Regions from separate parts of the Homo sapiens genome. Here region 2 is linked to region 1. A link is an interaction called in ENCODE POLR2A ChIA-PET data of the cell type or tissue named here. Cell type or tissue: OCI-LY7. All regions are shown on one strand. Each heading gives the region's core, and the rest is flanking DNA. Links, peaks and the distances in the headings are about the cores only. Region 1 overlaps LOC124902109 (a long non-coding RNA gene). Region 2 overlaps KANK1 (KN motif and ankyrin repeat domains 1).

The links. Peaks named below come from ENCODE experiments on the same cell type or tissue, not always from the same donor. Only the 100,000 strongest peaks of a DNase experiment are listed, where the experiment ranks them.
Region 2: POLR2A ChIA-PET joins it to region 1 with 6 read pairs; 1 of 35 experiments calls an interaction of 5 or more read pairs at or near these places.

What each region holds. Positions count from the first base shown.
Region 1 is chr9:744,127-753,074 of GRCh38, forward strand. LOC124902109 (a long non-coding RNA gene) reads right to left here. Exons shown (of 4, transcript XR_007061394.1): 2 at 6,225-6,459; 3 at 5,210-5,370; 4 at 3,123-3,343. KANK1 (KN motif and ankyrin repeat domains 1) reads left to right here. Exons shown (of 12, transcript NM_015158.5): 11 at 365-463; 12 at 1,047-1,977. The coding sequence ends at 1,109. Among named protein-coding and RNA genes, the nearest start is that of KANK1-AS1, 63 kb to the left of the region's middle. In OCI-LY7, for the core only: no CTCF peak of the experiment used is centred there; DNase peaks (open chromatin) are centred at 5,795 and 6,335.
Region 2 is chr9:569,192-580,663 of GRCh38, forward strand. All of the region lies in intron 1 of KANK1 (KN motif and ankyrin repeat domains 1), which reads left to right. Among named protein-coding and RNA genes, the nearest start is that of KANK1, 70 kb to the left of the region's middle. RefSeq lists an enhancer at 5,240-6,079. In OCI-LY7, for the core only: no CTCF peak of the experiment used is centred there; no DNase peak of the experiment used is centred there; H3K4me3 peaks cover 166 bases; H3K27ac peaks cover 916 bases.

The DNA.
Region 1 (8,948 bases), core at 3,604-8,603:
TCTTTGGCAAATTGCAGAGTCTCTAAACACACACTACTGCTGCTTGCCTGGTCATTCATAATTAATTAGAAGAAAAAAAAACTTTCTATCCCCATCTTCTGCTTCCCCCTCCTGGTGGGCAGAATGGTTGAGTAAGATAATCCTCTTAACTGGGACCTCTGGAGGGTGGAGGCTTGCCTCATTCATCTTCACATCCTCAGGCCTTCACCCTTAGAGGTCCCAAAAAAGTTTCCCAGAAGACCGAACGAGTAGGGATATTTGGGGAACCTTGCCAATTATTGGAGGGTGTTTTGTTCTGTTACCTTTCGGTTGTCTGGAGGTTTGAGAAACCCAACATGGCTTGTTCTTTCCATCTTATCTTAAGGATGGCAGCACTGCGCTCTCAATCGCCCTGGAAGCAGGACACAAGGACATCGCTGTTCTTCTGTATGCCCATGTCAACTTTGCAAAAGCCCAGTCTCCGGTCAGTGTTGTGCATTTGGCATTTGTAAATAGGCTGAAATCCACCAGACTGGTGGACCCCCTTCCTCCAGGAATTGACGGGAGACAGATTTTATGTTGATTCAGAAAATGGAAGTTTTAGTCTGGAGCTTAAGAGTTCATCCTTTCCGCCTCCACCCCGCAAAAAGCAGGAGAACTAATGTTTTAGCAGAGGCTGGACCTTGCTTGTCCTTGCAAGACATATGCTCACAGCTTCCCATAGAGGTTTTGATTCTGTGCAGAATTATCCAGATAGCAGCCCCTGAGCCCATGGGGATATTTCGCCATGGTTCTGGCATTGTTCCTGAAGCAGATGGCAGGCAGCCTGTAGTCCACAGTTCACTCTGAGTGGGAAGGTGACTTCCCAGGACAGCCGGACATAGCACTGCTGAGCCCAGCTGGCCTTGGAGCTGTGGACACCTGTTCCCTGTTCTCAGCCAGAGCTCTCCTGGCTCGGGCTCACAGCTGCTTGTTGCCTGTGGTGGGCCAAGATCCTATGTCACAGGGTACACATCTGCCTGAGGTCACTTATTAACCCCCAGTTTTTTTCCTTTCCTGGTCTCTAGGGCACCCCTAGGCTTGGAAGGAAGACGTCTCCTGGCCCCACCCACCGAGGTTCATTTGATTGATTGTATGCAAATAGCCCTTTATTTACATGCCACTATTAAGCTGCTAATTGTTCCTGTTGGGGTGACAGATACTGAATGTATACGTATTGTGCCTGAGCTCACCAGCAAACAGAAGCATCAAGCCCAGGGGTAAAGGCTGAAGCTTTCACAGTGCAGAGACTGCTAGCCTGGGCACACACACCTCCTTTCTGGCCGTCTTCTGTGTAGGGCACACTTTAACCCAGTCTCTGTTGCTGTTGAGTCTCTGCTCCGTTTTGTACAGTCACAGGGAATTCTGATCTGAAGGGGCACCTTCTGTTCACTCCCACAAAGTGGTGTCTGGTTCTCACTGAGACGTTTTAAGATTTTTCCACAAATATTTATATGTACTAAATGTGGAACCATTAGAAAGTTCTTCCAAAATCTCATTCCAGCATAGTTTTGGATTTTTCTTTTGTCTTATTTTAAAATAAGGAAGTCGAGATGACTTTGATCATTGGTAACTTGGGCCTGGGCCAGACAAAGTATAAAACTTACAAAAGAATATTCTCATTTGGTCTTAACTAGGTAGATGTAATATATGACTTTTTATAAAAAGGGTATCTATATGAACTTGACACAGTATTTTCAGCTTTTGTATTCCATACTAAAGCCATGAAGAACTACACGTAACATCATCATTTGTATTAATTGCACAACTCCAATGCTAAAGGTTGGATTGTGTTAGAGGAATCGGCTCTGTATTTGCCTCTAGAGAAACACAGTGTTCTCTTTGTATTTATGGATTCCTTTTTACCGTGTCACATTTACTTTGGTCCTCTATGTATTTAAATGTTTGAAGTGCCTTAGACTCTTGCCATATTTTCAAAATAAAATTCCATTAAGCTCTTTTCCTTGTCCCTGTTTCATCTCTGATAGCTGTCCGCCCCGAGCCGATTGACTTACGGCAGTGGCAGCACACGCTGATGGATTGAGCTGAGCAGGGAGGGTGAGTGCGCCAGTTGGCTCCGACAGGGAGACAGCATCTTCCGAGGGCGCTTGTCCACTTGCACAGCTTGGCTCCTGACTCAGATTGCAAGTCGGGAGGCTGAAGTTTGAGGCCTCCTTAGACAAAGCGCTCTTCCGATGGGTAGCCGGAGATGCTTCTTCTCAGGTGCAGAAGCACTAGTCCTTGACTCTGAGTACAACTGCTGGGTGACTAGGTGATACGTGTAGTGACAAGAAAGGAGAGATGAAGCCGGACACTTTTTTTTTTTTTTTTTTTTTGAGAATGGAGTCTCACTCTGTTGCCCAGGCTGGAGTGCAGTAGCATGATCTTGGCTCACTGCAAGCTCCACTTCCTGGGTTCACGCCATTCTCCTGCCTCAACCTCCCAAGTAGCTGGGACTACAGGCGCCCGCCACCACGCCCGGCTAATTTTTTGTATTTTTAGTAGAGACAGGGTTTCATCGTGTTGGCCAGAATGGTCTCGATCTCCTGACCTCATGATCAGCCCACCTCGGCCTCCTAAAGTGCTGAGATTAAAAGCATGAGCCACTGCATCTGGCCTCAAATTCTTTTTAAATAGTAAAGTAAGTTGGGACCATCTCATTAAATGAAGCAGCATGGCAGCCAGAATTCAAACCAGGTGTTCTGGCACAATCGCTGGTGGTGAGTTTTGGCCAAGGCCATCTATGAGAGCCAAGTGCACTGGAGAAATATCAGAGACTTCTTCTTTCCCTCCCTCCCTCCCCCGCTTTTAAAAATTAAACATTATTGAGCTCAGGAAAGAGGCCAGAGAATAGACTTTTCCCATAGGTGTTTCATTATGAGGTCTGTTTCAGAGTCAAGATTTGAACCTTTCAGAGGAAAACAATTTGGGGGGCTGTGAGAGCCATGCTGGCAGTGCAGGCAAACCTGGGCAGCAACAGACCAGCTCTCCCAGGACCACAAGGATGACTTTCCTCTGCATGAACTGTGAAAGTGAGGTCACAGCCACCTGGAGGCACATCCCTCTCGGGACATAACCTAAACCTACTAGCTGATACATGCTGAATTTCAGATCATGTAGCTCTTCAAGCCCAAGTTCCTACAGATCCAAAATGGCACAATAAAAGCAGGAGAGAGAGAGAGAGAGAGAGAGTGTGTGTGTGTGTAGAGAGAGAGAGAGAGGTAGAGCCATGCGTGGTCTGCCCCTTATGGGCATAACCTACCTTTTGAGCAAATAAGGTAGTACCTCTGGTGGTTCCCGGGCCTGGGAATTTTCTTTGTTCCATCTGAGAAAGGAAAGGCATGAATGTAAATGAATGAGCAAATGAATCCCCCTGTCTGCATGCTGCCCTTCTGATTTCTCATGCTAGATTTTGAAATAGAAAATGAGTGCTTGTTTTATCAGATACAAGATATGTATCTGACCTCTAAGTAATGAATGCTAGATGGTACCTTGTTTGCTCTAATCACACTAGGCATTTAGAATGCCTTTTATCTTGGGATCCTGGTATACTATATAAACAAGCCTGATTATGCCCATTGGTACAGCTGCAGTTTATTGAGGCACAAACTCCATAAAAGGGATTTGTGACAGGAGGCTTGGGCAAGGTTCCCAAGTAAGACCAGCATGGGGTTGGCAACTCCTGATCTTATTTTCCAGCTTAAGAGAAGTCTAGGTGGGTGTGGTGGCTCACACCCATTATCTTAGCACTTTGGGAGGCTCAGTCAGGCAGATCACTTGAGTCCAGGAGTTCGAGACAAGCCTGGGCAATATAGCAAGATCTCATCTCTACAAAAGAAAAATTAGCTGGGCGTGGTGGCATGTACTGTAGTGCCAGCTACTTAGGGGTTGAGATGGGAGAATCACCTTGGCCCAGGAAGTTGAGGCTACAGTAAGCCATGATTGTGCCACTGCACTCCAGCCTGGGTAATAGAGTGAGAACCTGTCTCGGAAAAAAAAAAAAAAAAAAAAAAGGAAGGTTTAAATCTTTAAGTGATGAAAAGACAGCTTCCCAGAAACCTTGCCTTGGAAGTTGAACCACGGACAGTTGGGAGCCACCCCAAGACAACAGGAGTGGAACAGTGGGACTTTTGAGAGTTTAACCTTAAGAAAGTAAAACTAAGCCAGGTGTGGTGGTTCACACCTGTAATCTCAGCTACTGGGACAAAGGCTGAGGTGGGAGGATTGCTTGAATCCAGGAGTTTGAGGCCAGCCTGGCCAATGTAGTGAGACCCCCATCTCTTTAAAAAACAAACAAACAAAGGAAAAAAAAACTGGCAACTTGTCGTGACACTATTACGACTAAACTGACAACTAAATGTCTCACCAAGGGGGAGGAAGGGTGCTTCTGGAGACGTTTACTAGGAACACTTCATCTAGCTCTGGTATCCAAAATAAATGAAGCTCTGAGCGCTTTCCTTGTAAGTTAATACTTGGGAGAACAACATTATCCCTGATTTTTGTACTACTGAAGTACTGCCGATATCTGACAATCCTTGCAGATGGAATCACATAAGAAAACTATTTCTCCTTCAAAGGAAATAATGACCAAACATAACCTTTCTTTAAATTCTGCTAGATCTTTTGTGGGGGAACTTGCTACAAGTAGAATTACATTTTTATGATTTTGTATAAGCCTTCCCTTCACGAGACACTTAAGAATTTCCAGAGGGAGCAGGTAGAAAATGCAAATTTCAGTCGGACACGGTGGCTCAGGCCCATAATCCCAGCACTTTGGGAGGCCGAGGCAGGCAGATCACCTGAGCTCAGGAATTTGAGATCAGCCTGGGCAACATGGTGAAACCCCACCTCTACTAAAACTACAAAAAACTAGCCGGACGTGATGGTGCACGCCTGTAATCTCAGCTACTCAGGAGGCGGAGGTTGCAGTGAGTCAAGATCACGCCACGGCACTCCAGCCTGGCCAACAGAATAAGACTCTGTTCTCAAAAAACAAACAAACAAACAAGCAAATTTCCAGCCTGGTCTGAGAATCCCCATCCTTAACAAGCATCCCAGGTGTTTCTGAACATAGCCTTTGGTCCACACTAAGAAGCTGTTGCTCCCAAAGTATGAGACATGATGCATCTGTTCTTCCCCACACATGTTAGGCAAGGTGGGGGAACTACATCAAAACAAACATTGGCTTTACCTTAGCTCTCTAAGGAGCCGGGCTTCCACTGGTGATCAGGATCCCACATAGGTTTTCTGTGGTGCTGCACATCCATGTTCAGTAGCATTTCTGCATCTCCTGGAATATAGTCATTTCTAGAAGTCCAGGAACCATGACTGCCACAGATCCATTTTTCTGTGCTTGTAAGGACCAGAGAAGGTGGCTCAGTATATAGGTGACAGTGGCTGGGCAGGCAGACAGCCCTTAGAATATTTTCCCAAGCTAATCTTTTCCATTTCCACTTCCTCGTGGAGTTGGACTATTACTGCTCAGAAGGAGGCCATGAACCATTGCTTTGGCTTTGGAATAAAGAATTTTCCATTTTCTTTTTTTTACTAAAAGCACCTTTTTTTTAAAGCCCTAGGCCTTAGCCAGAAACTGTTCTACTTTCTGCATAAGGAAATTACTAATCATACGTTTTCTCTGCTCTTATTCAGCATGGCTGTAATTTAAAAGCCAGCTGATTATAAAAATATAAAGTACATTTTGTTGCAGTTTCTTACCACAAAGGATGTGGCTGAACCGTAGACCACAACGTTCCTGAGCTGCTCACGCTCGAACCCCTCCCCACTGAAGGCACCAGCTACTCCCTGCAGGGACCAGACAGTCATGGCTTTTCAAGCATGAAAGATGGCATTATTTGGAACTTGTAATGATATCCTTGAGATACCTATCCTGAATTCTGGCAAGGATCTTGCAGTGAAGCTGGAAAACAACATATCATTTTTGCAGGTGCATGCTTAGACAGAAATGTCTGATTTAGAGGATGTTGGGAAGGAGCTGGCATTTTAAGAATCCAGCTGCCCACTGCATCTCCATTAAGACCTTTGTTGATTAAATAGGTAAGAGGATGGAAAACATATCCCTCATTTTCATAAAATGGAAGCTGCATAACAAATATTCCTATTTCTAAAACCAAATGTCAATCTTGTATTTGAGCCAAAATAACTTTTACACTTGTTCCCCATTCCCCAACCCAGAAGGAACTAGTTACCCAGCCCTAGAAACCACCTGGAAGGCTAAGGCTGTACGACTGAGGGCGAGAGAAAATCCCTGAGCTGCAGACAGGCAGGTGCTGCTTTGCTGTCACTGGTGCAGGCAGCTCGATGCCTTGTTGAGGCTGGTTGTAGGAGAGCAAGTGCCAGCTGGGCAGGCCGCTTCTCATGTGTCGGGCAGCAAAGAGATTCTTGCTATGGTCCCATCTGCTCTTTTAGGAAGTACTGGATGTGCTTAAACAGGTAATAAGGAAAATATTTATTAGGTAAAATCCCTGAGAGTTCAGAGAGCTCACCCACCCCCAATCCTGCCTAAAATATGTCACCCCCACCCCCAGAAAAATCCAGTCTTCCAACAGGAAGCTTATTAGGATGAAATCTCATGCTTCGGTTTGTAACACCATCTGCCAGGACTGAGAAGTTCCGGTGCCTAGCTGAGAAATACTAGTTGAATGAATGAGTGTAAAAAAATAACTGATGGTGTTAGAAGTCAGGAGTGTTGCCATGAGGGAGCTGGAAGGAGCCCAAATGGGGCTGGTGGGCTCCTGGTAATGGTCAATTTCTTGCCTGGGGGGTAGTTGCACTGTTATGCTCACTTTGTGACCATTCATCAGGCTGTAGACACACGTGTGTGCTTTCCTGTATGTATATTAACTTCAATTTTTTTTAAAGTTTAAGAAAATGAAAAAGTTTGATCAAAAAAAACCTTGGGAAGGAAGGTGCAGATTTGAGAGTCAATATAATCAAAGAGATAGTGAAAGAAGGTAAAAACTGGAAACTCTTAGCCCTGCTATTTCTTGAATGTGACCACATAGTTTTGCATGATGGCCATTGTGGCCCACTCGTAACCTTGAATAGCAGTCACGAGGGCTGTTCTCAGATACTCCAGTTCTTTTTCTGGGCACAACAGGATCGGATGTACTACCCACACACTTTTGAAGTTACACTTGGCCATGTGACTTCTCCAATGAAACAGAAAAGGTTATGTGTCAGTTCCAGATGGAAGCCTCAAAAGCCAGTGCAGTTTACCGTATCTTGTACTCCCCTTGTCACAGTGATGATCACGGAAGCAAGTGTTGACACAGACATCCCATTAGTGTCGACCCTGAGTGACTACGTGGAATAGAGTTTCCTTGCCAAGCTGTGTTGCAGGTGTATTAGGAACAAGAAATAGTCCTTTATTATGCTAAGCCAGAGAAGCTAGGGAGTGACTTGCTGTCACAGCGTAACTTAGATTTTCTTTATCCATACAAAAACTGGTTCCTCGAAGTGAAGTGCTGCTGTGTAACCAAATGGCTTAGTTGATTGGCGGACAGCAACAAAACTGTCACTGGGGACTTAATCATAGAACAATGACAACTATTTGGATGACTATTTTCTTAATAATCCCCAGGGATGGTACATACCAGTACCATCCTAGTTGCAGAGAGAGAATGTAACCTATTATCTACAGTGGATGCCTTAGGGCACTAGGGACTACATATTTTTGTGAAAGGAAAGCCATTTCCTGTGTACAGTCTGCCTAGATTGTCTCTTAGAAACGTGTAGCTCTCAAACTTTGGTGTGCATCGGAATCCCCAGGAGGGTTTGTGAAAACACACTGCTGGGCCTCAACCTCGACTTTCCAATTCGGTAGGTCTGGAAAGAGGCTCAAGAATTGGCATTTCTAACAAGTTCCCAGGTGGTGCTGATGCTTCTGGTCCAGAAACCCCACTTTGAGAAATGCTGCTCTAGAGGAAGGGCTCTGATAAGGAGGATTCCTGTCCATCAGGGAGCTCTAAAGTGTCTGTTCTTTCATCTTTGTAGGCTTTCGTCTTTTGCAGTTTCCAGTGACTAAACCTTATGAGTTAACTTGTTCCCTGTGGAACTTTTGCTTCCCAGTATAAAAAACAAATTCTGCAAAGATACCATTGCCCAATAGGAAGTCTTTCTACAGCTTGTACAATATATCAAGTGTTTATAAATCCTGTATTCATCCAGAATTTGGCCATAGAACTTGACTCACAGCAGTCTTAAAAAAAAAAAATGACTCATACATTTCCCTTAGAAAGTAATGTTTCTTTATGCTAATCCCATGAGTTTCTGTGTCAGCTCACTCCCTTATGAATGCACATTTTAAAAAATCATGGTTGGCCGGGTGCGGTGGCTCATGCCTGTAATCCCAGTACTTTGGGAGGCTGAGGTGGGTGGATCGCCTGAGGTCAGGAGTTCGAGACTAGCCTGGCCGACATAGTGAAATCCTGTCTCTAATAAAAATACAAAAATTAGCTGGGCATGGTGGTGGGCACCTGTAATCCCAGCTACTCAGGAGGCTGAGGCAGGAGAATCGCTTGAACCCGGGAGGCGGAGGTTACAATGAGCCGAGATAGTGCCGTTGCACTCCAGCCTGGACAACAAGAGCAAAACTTTGTCTCAAAAAATAATAAAAAAAATCATGGTCTCCTCTGGAAACCCAGGTGGCATGGAGGAGAGTGTGCTGCACTGCTGCCCTCTCAGCTGCTGCCTCTGCATTCCATCCTGGGTTCTGATTCTGCCATCAGGCAGAAGTGCACAGTGTTTTTCCTTTCCAGAGCAGAAAAACGGTCATCCTAGGTGTTCACACTGAGATGCAAGAGACTGAGTCATCTGTGTTGGAAAGCCACAGGGGTCCAATGAACCCAGGAACCAATTGAAGATCCTCTTGCCTAAGGACACATATGGTATGTCCACAGCGCTAAGTTCAG
Region 2 (11,472 bases), core at 2,912-7,911, 180 kb before region 1:
TGTCTCAAAAAACATAGCTTCCTATCTCTATATGTTCGTCTCCTATTTATGGTCCCTCAGTATGTTATAGTGCTTGCTAAGGTTTGAATGTCCCATGTGAATCTCATGTTGAAACTTAACCCCCAATGTGGCAATATTGAGAGGTGGGGCCTTTAAGAGGTGGCTCTGCCCTCATGAATGGATTAATCCATTCATGGATTAATGGATTAATGGGTTATCAGGGGAGTAGGGCTGGTGGCTTTTAAGAAGAGGAAGGGACCTGAGCTAGCACACTCGGCCGCCTCACCATGTGATTCCCTGTGCTGCCTCCAGACTCTGTCAAGTCCCCACCAGCAAGAAGGCCCTCACCAGATGCAGCCCTAGACTTTGGACTTCTCAGCCTTTGTACCTGTAAGAAATAAATACCTTTTCTGTATAAATTACCCAGTTTCAGGTATTCTGTTATAAGCAACAGAAAATTGACTGAGACAATACGTATATTCTAATTGTGTTCACTTTTCTTTCATCTAGACTTACCAGAAGTTTACTTCTCTGGTTGGCTTTTCAAGGAAGCTTTTGAATTTCACTTCTATTTTTTCTATTAATGCATTCATTATTAGTGAAGTATTTTGTAATCATTTTTCAAACAGATTGGGTGTTTTTTTTTTCTCATTTCAATATGTAGTTCACTTATGTTAATTATTTAGGGCTTACATTTTTCTCTGTTCTCAACCTTCATCAGATTCCGTAACACTTGATACGTTGTAAGGTTTCTGTTTTCATTCATTATACACCTTCCCCACCCCAGGCCTTTTCATTACTTTCAACACAGTCTCGTATTAGGATTTATGTTTTTTAAAACAATTATTTAGGAGAATAGAATAGTTTTTTTCTCCTTGTATTGGGTTTTTTGTTTGTTTAGATGTCTGTTGTTTCTGTGATGGCTTTGTTTTAATCTGTGCTTGGAGAGTGCTCTCTCATTGCTACTTTGGAGAATGTATTATTCTTTGGCCTAGTATGATTGTGTGTGTACATTTGGGGACAAAATGTTTTTGTGGAGATAATGTAGACTTAAAATTTTAAATCCGTAGCTGTATTTTCGTCACAATGAAAATTTGATGTCCTTAGTAAGCCCCGAATAGAAAGCCTTGACTTGCTTTTTGAGCATAGTTAACAGTGTTGAGATAAGAGAGGTTTGCTGGCAGTTGCACTGATGGCTGCACTGTTGTCCAGTGGGCCCAGCTGGGTGTACAGCTCGCCGTATAAACAGAAATCTAGACACAGGTCCCTAGAAGCCTAATCTGTGACCTAGACCCTGTCTCTGAGGTACTCTTACCAGAAAGTTAATCTGTTAGAGGATCTTTCATCAGCATAAAAGGCAGAAATAATTTTCTAAATGCTGTTGATAAAATGTGAGTGCATGCTGCTTCATTCGATTATGGAAACTGAGCATTGGAGACTTATTCTCCTTTTTAACACCACTTGCCTCCAGTAACTTACACTAATTGTCATCTATACCAAGCCTTTGAAAATTTGTAGTTTTTGTAAGTTTTTAGGAAATATGCATGCTAATTAGATAATGCCTAAATTATGTTGCTTTTCATGTGAATTTAGTAAAGTCATTTAAGACCCGTTGGCTTAGTTTTTCATGAGACTTTCTAAACATGCTTAATCTCTGCATACTATTTTAATAATAATGTAAGTTTTTGACTTTTTGCTATTATAATGGGCAGTGAATATATTTGTGCTGAAATCTGTGTGGAATTTTTTTGAACATCATTTTCTTACTGTATATTATTAGAGGTGAAATGTTTGGGTCAGGAGTTACAAACATATATATTTTTAAAAAACTACTCTAAAGATCCTTGATACATTTTGTCAAATTGATTTCTTGTAAAAATGGGACCAGTTTGCACCTCTGTTGTGGTATGAGAGAGTGCCCATCTCCTTGGGGACCTAGCCCCTTGATGGTTCCAGCACTCCATCGAAAACCAGCTCCACTGTGGGGTGTTTTGTGTGACATGGTGGTGTCATATGTCTTCTCTGCAAGAAAAGGCATTGTTAGCAAGGCAAACAGAAATACTCGATACAGTTATGTATAAACCAGAGGAAGCCTTTGCCAGAGAGATTGTTGACAATTGCTAGAGGGTATGATAATGCAGAAGTTACAGAGTGTTCCTTTGGCAACACGTGTTAATGGATTTGTTCCAGTGTTGGAGCCCTTTTTAATGAAAATTCTCAACACCTACACTGGAAAAATAATAAAATAAAAAGCCTTAGTCAGGAATGTATTGCTTGTTAAGATTTAGCCAAGGAAGTCACATGTTATTTAACAAGGTAGATTACTTTTTTCTTTGTAGTAGGCAAGGAAACAGCTATGCTTCACTTCTAAATAAAAAAAAAAAAAATTTTAAAAACGTTTTTTAAAAAGAAAAACGTGACTAAGATAACTGTCTCATTCCCAGGCACTTTTTAATCTCATATAAATTTACATTTAGAGACTTAACAGTTTGGCTTTTTTGAATGAATGCCAGAAATACAGTTGGACTATAGAGTCTCAGCTGAGAAGCAGACACATGGAGCAAGGTATGTTCTGTCATTTATCAGAAAAGTTAAAGAATTCATTTTGTTTAAAAGGCAGCACATAGATTATTCAGAGAGAGAAAAATATGGGTTTATAGGAAAATTCTTATGTATTTGGTAAGGACTCTGAGTTTGTACTTTAGCTTCATGTCTCATAAATCAAGTCCCAAGTTCACCAGGTGATAGTATTCCCAGGTTACTTGTGGGTGTAGGTGCAGAACAACTCGGAACTTTGTGGTTGGGCATCTTTTTCTGCCGTCCAACTTTGGAGGTTGCTGGGAGGAGATGCTTATTTTCCTTTTTTAGGGCATTTCAGTTTAAAACAAATTAAAAATGGAAAGTCAATGTTTTCCCTCCACTAATACAACTCTTAACTTATGGTTGTAATAAACAGTGATTTTTTTTTTTTTTTTTTTTCTAAGAGACAGGGTCTTGCTCTTTTCCCAGGCTTGAGTGCAGTGGAGAAATTGTAGTTCACTACAGCCTTAAACTCCTGGGCTCAAGGCATCCTCCTGCCTCAGCCTCTTGAACAGCTAGGACTACTTGCTTGTGCTGCCATACCCAGCTATTTCGGATCATGAGGTCAAGAGATCGAGACCATCCTGGCTAACACAGTGAAACCCCGTCTCTACTAAAAAATAGAAAAAAATTAGCTGGGCGTGGTAGTGGGTTCCTGTAGTCCCAGCTACTCGGGAAGCTGAGACAGGAGACTGGCGTGAACCTGGGAGGTGGAGCTTGCAGTGAGCCGAGATCGCTCCACTGCACTCCAGCATGAGTGACAGAGCGAGACTCCATCTCAAAAAAAAAAAATTTTTTTTGTAGAGACAGGGTCTCGATATGTTGCCCAGGCTGGTCTTGAATTCCTGGCCTCAGGCAATCCTCCTGCCATGGCCTCCCAAAGCACTGGGATTACAATATGGACATAAGCCACCATGTCCAGCCCTACTTTTGCTTTTTTGAAGGACATGTGTGTTAAGCAGAAATTTCTAAAGTCAGTGCATTTTTTGCATCAGAACATGTTTTAACTCATGAGTTAAAACATCGCTGTTTCTGGCATAACGGTCTTCCCACATTTCCATCTTTATATTAAAAATTTCTGAAATAAAATTTCTTTTTGGGCTAGAAAAAGGTAAGATTGGATCAAGTGATCCATTTAGGACTTGCCTTTTCATACTTTGCAGTCTCATTACTATTATCACAATGTATGTCCTAATACAATAAAGTTGAGGTTTAACCAAAAGTTCTCTTTTCTTCTGGCATGCTTTGTGAGAAAATATTTGAGCTGGTGTAAATTGTAATTACTGGCAGATATGGAAGAGAGTCTGACTTGGAGTATTCATGATGCTGATATGCTGCTGCAGTCAGTCAAGTGCTGCGTGAGTTGATGTCATTACCAAAGGACAGTCTCTATAATCAGAGAATAAAGTATAATTTGTAAATGTGGAGGAGCTAGAGGAACAACTTGATTTCACTTGTCACTAAACTTATCTAATAAATAAAAATGAGGATTTATTATTATTATTATTATTTTTTTGAGACAGAGTCTCGCTCTGTCACCCAGGCTGGAGTGCAGTGGCGCAATCTTGGCTCACTGCAAGCTCCACCTCCTGGGTTCACGCCATTCTCTTGCCTCAGCTTCCCGAGTAGCTGGGACTACAGGTGCCCGCCACCACGCGTGGCTAATTTTTTTGTATTTTTAGTAGAAATAGGGTTTCACCGTGTTAGCCAGGATGGTCTCGATCTCTTGACCTCGTGATCCGCCCTCCTCGGCCTCCCAAAGTGCTGGGATTACAGGCATGAGCCACCGCGCCCGGTCAAGGATTTTTTTTTTAAAGCCAGAAGTAATATAAGTCGGTATCAGTGAGAAAAGGTGGTGAGGATAGCAGGGATTAAGTAAGTCGCGGGCATTTTATTTTTATCTTAAAGAAAATGTTAAAATGGTTGACGTTTTCTAGCTCAACACTCCCACCCCCACCTCACCCATTGATTGATGGTTTGCTTTCGAAATCCTGAGTGAAAAGACAGGAATTACTTCATTGTGCTGAGAGTGACTGATGTCAGAAGGTCAGTTTTCCTACATTTACAAGATTCATACACACTTCTGAAAGGTTTTCTGTTAGACTGGGTGGACTGTAGATGAACAGGGCACTTTTTGTTTTGTAATTGCATTTAGCTTTAATTAGAGGTTTAGAGTAGAAAGCTGAGAGTTGCTTGGAGGAGCCAACCAGGAGATTAATGGGCTGTGCCCATCCGCCGCAGCTCTGTGCTTCCAAGAAGTTTGCCAGGGTAACCTGGATTTGTCTTTATTGTACTGGAAGGAGTCTTGTCCTGTAGAAGTAGAAATCACTGATGCATCACTAACATCATGTGGCCTTTGTTCTCTGCCGCACATGTTTGAAAAGCGCAGCTCGCACCCACTCTTCCCTTAGGAAAGGGGGCCGAAGCTCTGTACCTGTAACATTCCATAAAGGCTAAGGATCATGAGGATGTTGAGTGGGCAGGGCCCCAGCGGTCTTTACTGAAATACCAGAGCCTGCACTCTGATAATGAATGAGGCTCGAGGGAACATTCCTTTGGCATATTTTAATGCTTGACCTAGTTGACTGGGGTGCTCTGGGAAAATGAGCCTCACTTCCTGCTTTTCCACCTTAAATTGAAGTATGGGGTGCTCTGGGAAAATGAGCCTCACTTCCTGCTTTTCCACCTTAAATTGAAGTATGTCATTTATATGATTGTTAATATTGAAATGAGCAGCTGTACCACTCTGTTCTCAACAGGGAGGAAGCCTTTTTATTTGTAATGTTTGAAAATATTCTTTCTCAGCCGCGCGTGGTGGCTTATGCCTGTAATCCCAGCACTTTGGGAGGCTGAGGCGGGTGGATCCTGAGGTGAGGAGTTCAAGACCAGCCCGGCCAACACAATGAAACCCCATCTCTACTAAAAATACAAAAATTAGCCAGGCATGGTGGCACGTGCCTGTGGTCCCAGCTACTTGGGAGGTTGAGGCAGGAGAATCGCTGACCCTGCGAGGTGGGAGGTTGCAGTGAGCCGAGATTGCACCACTGCACTCCAACTTAGGTGACAGAGTGAGACTCCGTCTCAAAAAAAAAAAAAAAAGAAAAAAAATATTTTTTCTTTTTTTAAGTGTATATATTTTTTAAGTTGAAACCTGTGTTTGCCTTGTCTTTATGCCCACAGGGGAACTTGAAGTCATTTTACATATCAAAAGCATCTTCTCAGGTTATTCTGAATTTTGAGAAGGCTAACATTTGCTAGGCTTTATGTTTAAAAAAACAAAAACAGAAAAAGATCCTGGGCTTCTCCCATCTTGCTTGGCAAATGAGGAGTCTAGGGTACTTGTCTTAAATGTTCTGACATATTTCAATTAAAGCAGTGAACAATATTCTCAAAGACAAGGCAGCAGCTGATACTTGGTAATGTCCTTAAAACTGCATAGTAATAACCTTCAGTGAGATTTGTATAATTTGGAGATAAGCTCCACTTATATCTGTAAAGTTAAAGCACAGAGAAAGTTAGTACAGTATTTGCCTGAGGTCAGTCACGCAGTTGGTGACAAAAGCCACTATTCTTAGTACTTCATGAGACTTCTGTTTTATATAATAGATTACAGAGGCCAGGCACAGTGGCTCTTGCCTGTAATTCCAGCACTTTGGGAGACTGAGCTGGGAGGATCATTTGAGCCCAGGAGTTTGAGACCAGCTTGGGCAACATAGCAAGACCCTGTCTCTACAGGGAAAAAAAAAAAAAAAAAGCCAGGAATGGTGATGCACACCTGTGTTCCAGCTGCTCAGGAGACTGAGGTGGGAGGATTGCTTGAGCCTGGGAGGTTGAGGCTGCAGTTAGCCATGATCATGTCACTGCACTCCAGCCTGGGCAACAGAGCAAGACCCTGTCTCAAAAAAAATTAATTACAGAGATAGTGTTCTAGTTAATAGCAAGGAAAGAATGGCTTAAGCAATAAGCTTGGCCGGGCACAGTGGCTCATGCCTGTAATCCCAGCACTTTGGGAGGCCAAGGCGGGCCCGATCACTTGAGGTCAGGAGTTCAAGACCAGCCTGGTCAACATGGTGAAATCCTGTCTCTATTAAAAATACAAAAATTAGTCAGATGTAGTGGTGTATGCCTATAATCCCAGCCACTTGAGAGGCTGAGGCAGGAAGATCGCTTGAACCCAGTATGTGGAGGTTACAGTGAGCTGAGATTGTGCCACTGGACTCCAGCGTAGGCAACAGAGTGCAACTGCATCTCAAAACAAAAAACAATAAGTTTAATGAATGATTCCCAAAGTATGGTCTATGGACCAGCATCATTCACATCATCTGGGAACTTATTAGAAATTTTAAATTTTTAGGCCCTATCAGACCTACTGCTTACTCTGAAGGTGGGAGTCTAGGAATCTGTGTTTTTACAAAGCCCTCCACATACTTCTGATTCATGATAAAGTTTCAGTACCACTAGCTTCATACCATCCTTTTATAATTTTATGAGTTTAAATGCTCAGGGCTGCTGAGATAACATACCCTTGGGTCCTGAGTGTATACAAGGTAAGAAGCAGCTGGCAGCCTCCTTGAAGGCCCAGCATAGACAACCTTACTGGCCTCCCTTTTAATATACAGATAGGTAAGAAAGCAGAAGAGGAACCAATATTTGCTCTGCTAGGCACTGTGCCTATCTTTCCCACAGTTCCCTTGCATTTAGCCCTCATGCCAATCATATGCTTGTCATAGTGTGCTCCTTATATGTTTTGGGTACTTCATCATTTTCTAGTTGTAATCTCAGTCTTGAGAGCAGGCTCAGACGTTTGCTTCGATTCTTTCACTGGCAATCACGGAGACTTGACATTGTTTCATTTAGGGGACTGTACATTTCCTCATGGGGCATGCAGTTTGTGTTGGAGATACAGAAAGCTTCATCTTGAACTTGGTGCTTCTTCCTGGAACAGTAATTTTATTTCAGGTTTGTGGGAGAGGAAGAGGAGGGACCTTGTTTTTTTTTTGCAAACCATGACATTCCCTGTACGTACCATGTACCTGGTGCATGATAAATAACTGTTAAATAGATTTCTATACTATTAACAGAAAGCTTGTATTGTGTCCGGAATTGGTTCCTTCAGGTGGTTTCTTGGTCTCACTGACTTCAAGAATGAAGCCATAGACCCTCACGGTGAGTGTTACAGTTCTTAAAGATGGTGTGTCCGGAGTTTGTTCCTTCAGATGTTCAGATGAGTCCTTAGTTTCTTCCTTCCAGTGGGTTCATGGCCTCGCTGACTTGAGGAGTGAATCTGCAGACCTTTGCAGTGTTACAGGTCATGAAGGTAGTGCAGACCCAAAGACTGAGCAGCAGCAAGATTTATTGTGAAGAGCGAAAGAACAAAGCTTCCACAGCATGGAAGGGAACCCAAGCGGGTTGCCTCTGCTGGCTCTGGTGGCCAGATTTTATTCCCTTATTTGGCCCCGCCCACGTCCTGCTGATTGGTCCATTTTACAGAGTGCTGATTGGCCCATTTTACAGAGAGCTGATTGATCCATTTTACAGAGTGCTGATTGGTGTGTTATTACAGAGTGCTGATTGGTGCATTTACAAACCTTTAGCTAGACACAGAGTGCTGACTGGTGTGTTTACAAACCTTTAGACACAGAGCGCTGATTGGTGCGTTTTTACAGAGTGCTGATTGGCGCGCTTACAAACCTTTAGCTAGACACAGAGTGCTAATTGGTGTGTTTACAATCCTTTAACTAGACAGAAAAGTTCTCCAAGTCCGCACCCGACCCAGAAGCTCAGCCGGCTTCACCTCTCAGTATCATCTCCCAGATAGCTTGTGCCCACCCTTCAGACTTCTTTGTTTAAGGCAGTTATTCTCAAAATGTCCCTTGACCAGAAACAGCATCACTTGGAAACTTGGTAGAAGTACACATTCTCAAGTTCCACCCCAAACCTCTTGAATCAGAAATTCTGAGGGTAGGGCCCAGGAATTTATGTTTCAACAAGTCTTGCAGGTGATTTTGATTTATGCTAGCATTTGAGAACCACTGGCTTTACGCATGAGAAGTAGGATTTTAAAATTGTACTTTTTATTATAATTTTCTGGGAAAGTAAAGCTGTTTCACCTGTAAACTTTGGGAATAGGAGCACCCTGAAGCTCACAATGGCATCCTGCAAAGCCCCAAAGAGTGCTAGTTGTTGATCATTACCTGTGCACACATCATTCCCTCACTCAGAGCCCAGCTAGGAGGCCTCCTTTCACCTTGTAACCAGGTCACCCCTAGATGTGATCACTTCCTCCACAAGAACTGAGAGAGAAGAGAAGAACACCAGAGGATACTGAACTGGCCATACTGGGGCTTATGGTTTAAAGGGCAGAACTGAGCCAAATGAGGACTCCTCAGAAAATTGCTTTCTCGTTGGATCACCCCAGAAATAAATCAGTAAAAGCATTCACCTTTTGTTTTATTTGCTTCAAACAAAGTAGGAAACATTCTTCTTGCTTTATATATCTAGATACCAAGTAAGGAAGTATGATTTGGATTCTTGAGTCTCTTTATTTTATTTTTCAACTGTGTGTGTGTGTGTGTGTGTGTTTGCCTTTGCTAAGCCATGGAGGGTAAAAAATGAAATATATTAGCAACATTGTTGACATGGACCACAGACAATTAAATGTTTCATTTCTTATTAATCCTGAAAGAAAAAGCCTTTTTTTTTTGTTGGGCGGCAGGGAGGGGGTGCAGTCCTCTATACAAAAATCTTAAAAACTAAATATATCTATTCTAATTGTTTTCCCCTGGAACATCATCATAGTTTAGGAGTATATCTCAATGTTGATTTTAAAAAATAAATATGTAAACAGCTAGATTTATGCACTGTTAAAGCATCAGTGCAAGTTTTAGGAAAAAATCAAGCATGACAATTGAAAATAAAATAACCATTACTAAGTTGGACTCTTCTTTACCCTCAAGAAATTGTACTTGGATGTTTATGGGAGAAATTATTCCAAATCCTACCAGTTCTGTCAGAAAACTAATATTACTCTACATAATCATTTTCTCCCACCTCTGTATAATATTTAACTTTTATTTGAAATGTAGGCTCAAGCTATGCTAAAAATCCCATCTCGAAGATGACGAGCTTATCCATGGGGAGGGGATGGAGGGCAGAGCACTCTCATAACTCTAGGAATTTGACTGTTATATCTTGACTTAATAAATGTCTGCAGCTGAAAATAGGAAAAATTGACTATATGCATGTTTGAACACATAGACATAAAAAATGCCAGCTGAAGCAGAGTATTCCGCATGCAAGCCAAGAAAAATCGGGTTCAGTGAGGCACAGTTTGGCAGGGAAGGCACACTGAAGCTGCAGGGATGGGAGGTCTAGTAACTGGGGAGGTATTCAGTTGAGGGCTGGTGCCCTCCACGTAGCCTTCCCCGACCCACCCACCCTGGGTCTGCTTCCCTCTGCCCCCAGTGTGGGCTCCCGTAGCACAGCTGGGTATTAGCTTGGTAATGGGGAAAGGATGGTATTCAACTGGGAATCTTTGGCTTCTAGGAACAAAACAAACTTGGGGAGGATGTTATCAGGATACTGAAGTCCTCCCCAAAATCCAGGATCTTCAGAGAAAACCTAAGAATCAAAAATAGAAAAGCACAGGAAGTTGAAGGACTCTGTCTCTGTGTGTTGTCCCTGCTTCTCTCAGCTCCATCCTCACCTTTCTGCACTCCAGCTCTGTTGTGTCGTCCACAGCATGCAACACACAGATCCAGCTCCATCTGGAGCCCGCCTGTCAGCTCCTCAGCCCCAATTTTAAAACCCTAGGGGAGAAGCATCTTCTCAGCATAGGTCTCACATCTTTATGTGGTCCAGTGAGCCATGGTGGGGGAGGTAGGTGGGTGCAGGGAGGCAGTATGGGAGGTCCACCTCTGACCCTGTGGCCCAGTCAGAAGACCCCAAAGAGAGGAGTAGCTTGCATAGATGGAACAAAAGCATTCTCCCTATGTTATTCCGTTCACATGTTGCTGTGGGTTCATTAACCCCACACTTAGAAAGTAATCATCTTTGGCTCTAAGAAAATCTGGAGGTTGGACCTGAAAAACCTCAGGCCAGACAGTGAATCAGTCCTGGATTGTGCTGAATTTTCTAATATGACTCCACCCCATGAGGCTTCATGACTGTCAGCATCTGCTGTCTCCAGTGATGCTGTGTCCGAAATTGGTGGGTTCTTGGTCTCACAGACTTCAAGAATGAAGCCACAGACCCTTGCGGTGAGTGTTACAGTTCTTAAAGATGGTGTGTCCGAAGTTTGTTCCTTCTGATGTTCGTACGTGTTCAGAGTTTCTTCATTCTGGTAGGTTCGTGGTCTCACTGGCTTCAGGAGTGAAGCTGCAGACCTTCGCGGTGAGTGTAACAGCTCTTAAGGCGGCGCGTCTGGAGTTGTTCGTTCCTCCGGTCTGGAGTTGTTCATTCCTCCCGGTGGGTTCGTGGTCTCGCTGGCCTCAGGAGTGAAGCTGCAGACCTTCCTGGTGTTACAGCTCATAAAGGCAGCGCGGACCCGAAGAGTGAGCAGCAGCAAGATTTATTGCAAAGAGTGAAAGAACAAAGCTTCCACACTGTGGGAGGGGACCTGAGCAGGTTGCCACTGCTGGCTCAGGCATCTGCTTTTATTCTCTTATCTGGCCCCACCCACATCCTGTTGATTGGTCAATTTTACAGAGAGCTGATTGGTCCATTTTGACAGGGTGCTGATTGGTGCATTTACAATCCCTGAGCTAGACGCAAAAGTTCTCCAAGTCCCCACTAGATCAGCTAGACACAGAGCACTGACTGGTGCATTTGCAAACCTTGAGCTAGACACAGAGTGCTGATTGGTGTATTTACAATCCCTTAGCTAGACATAAA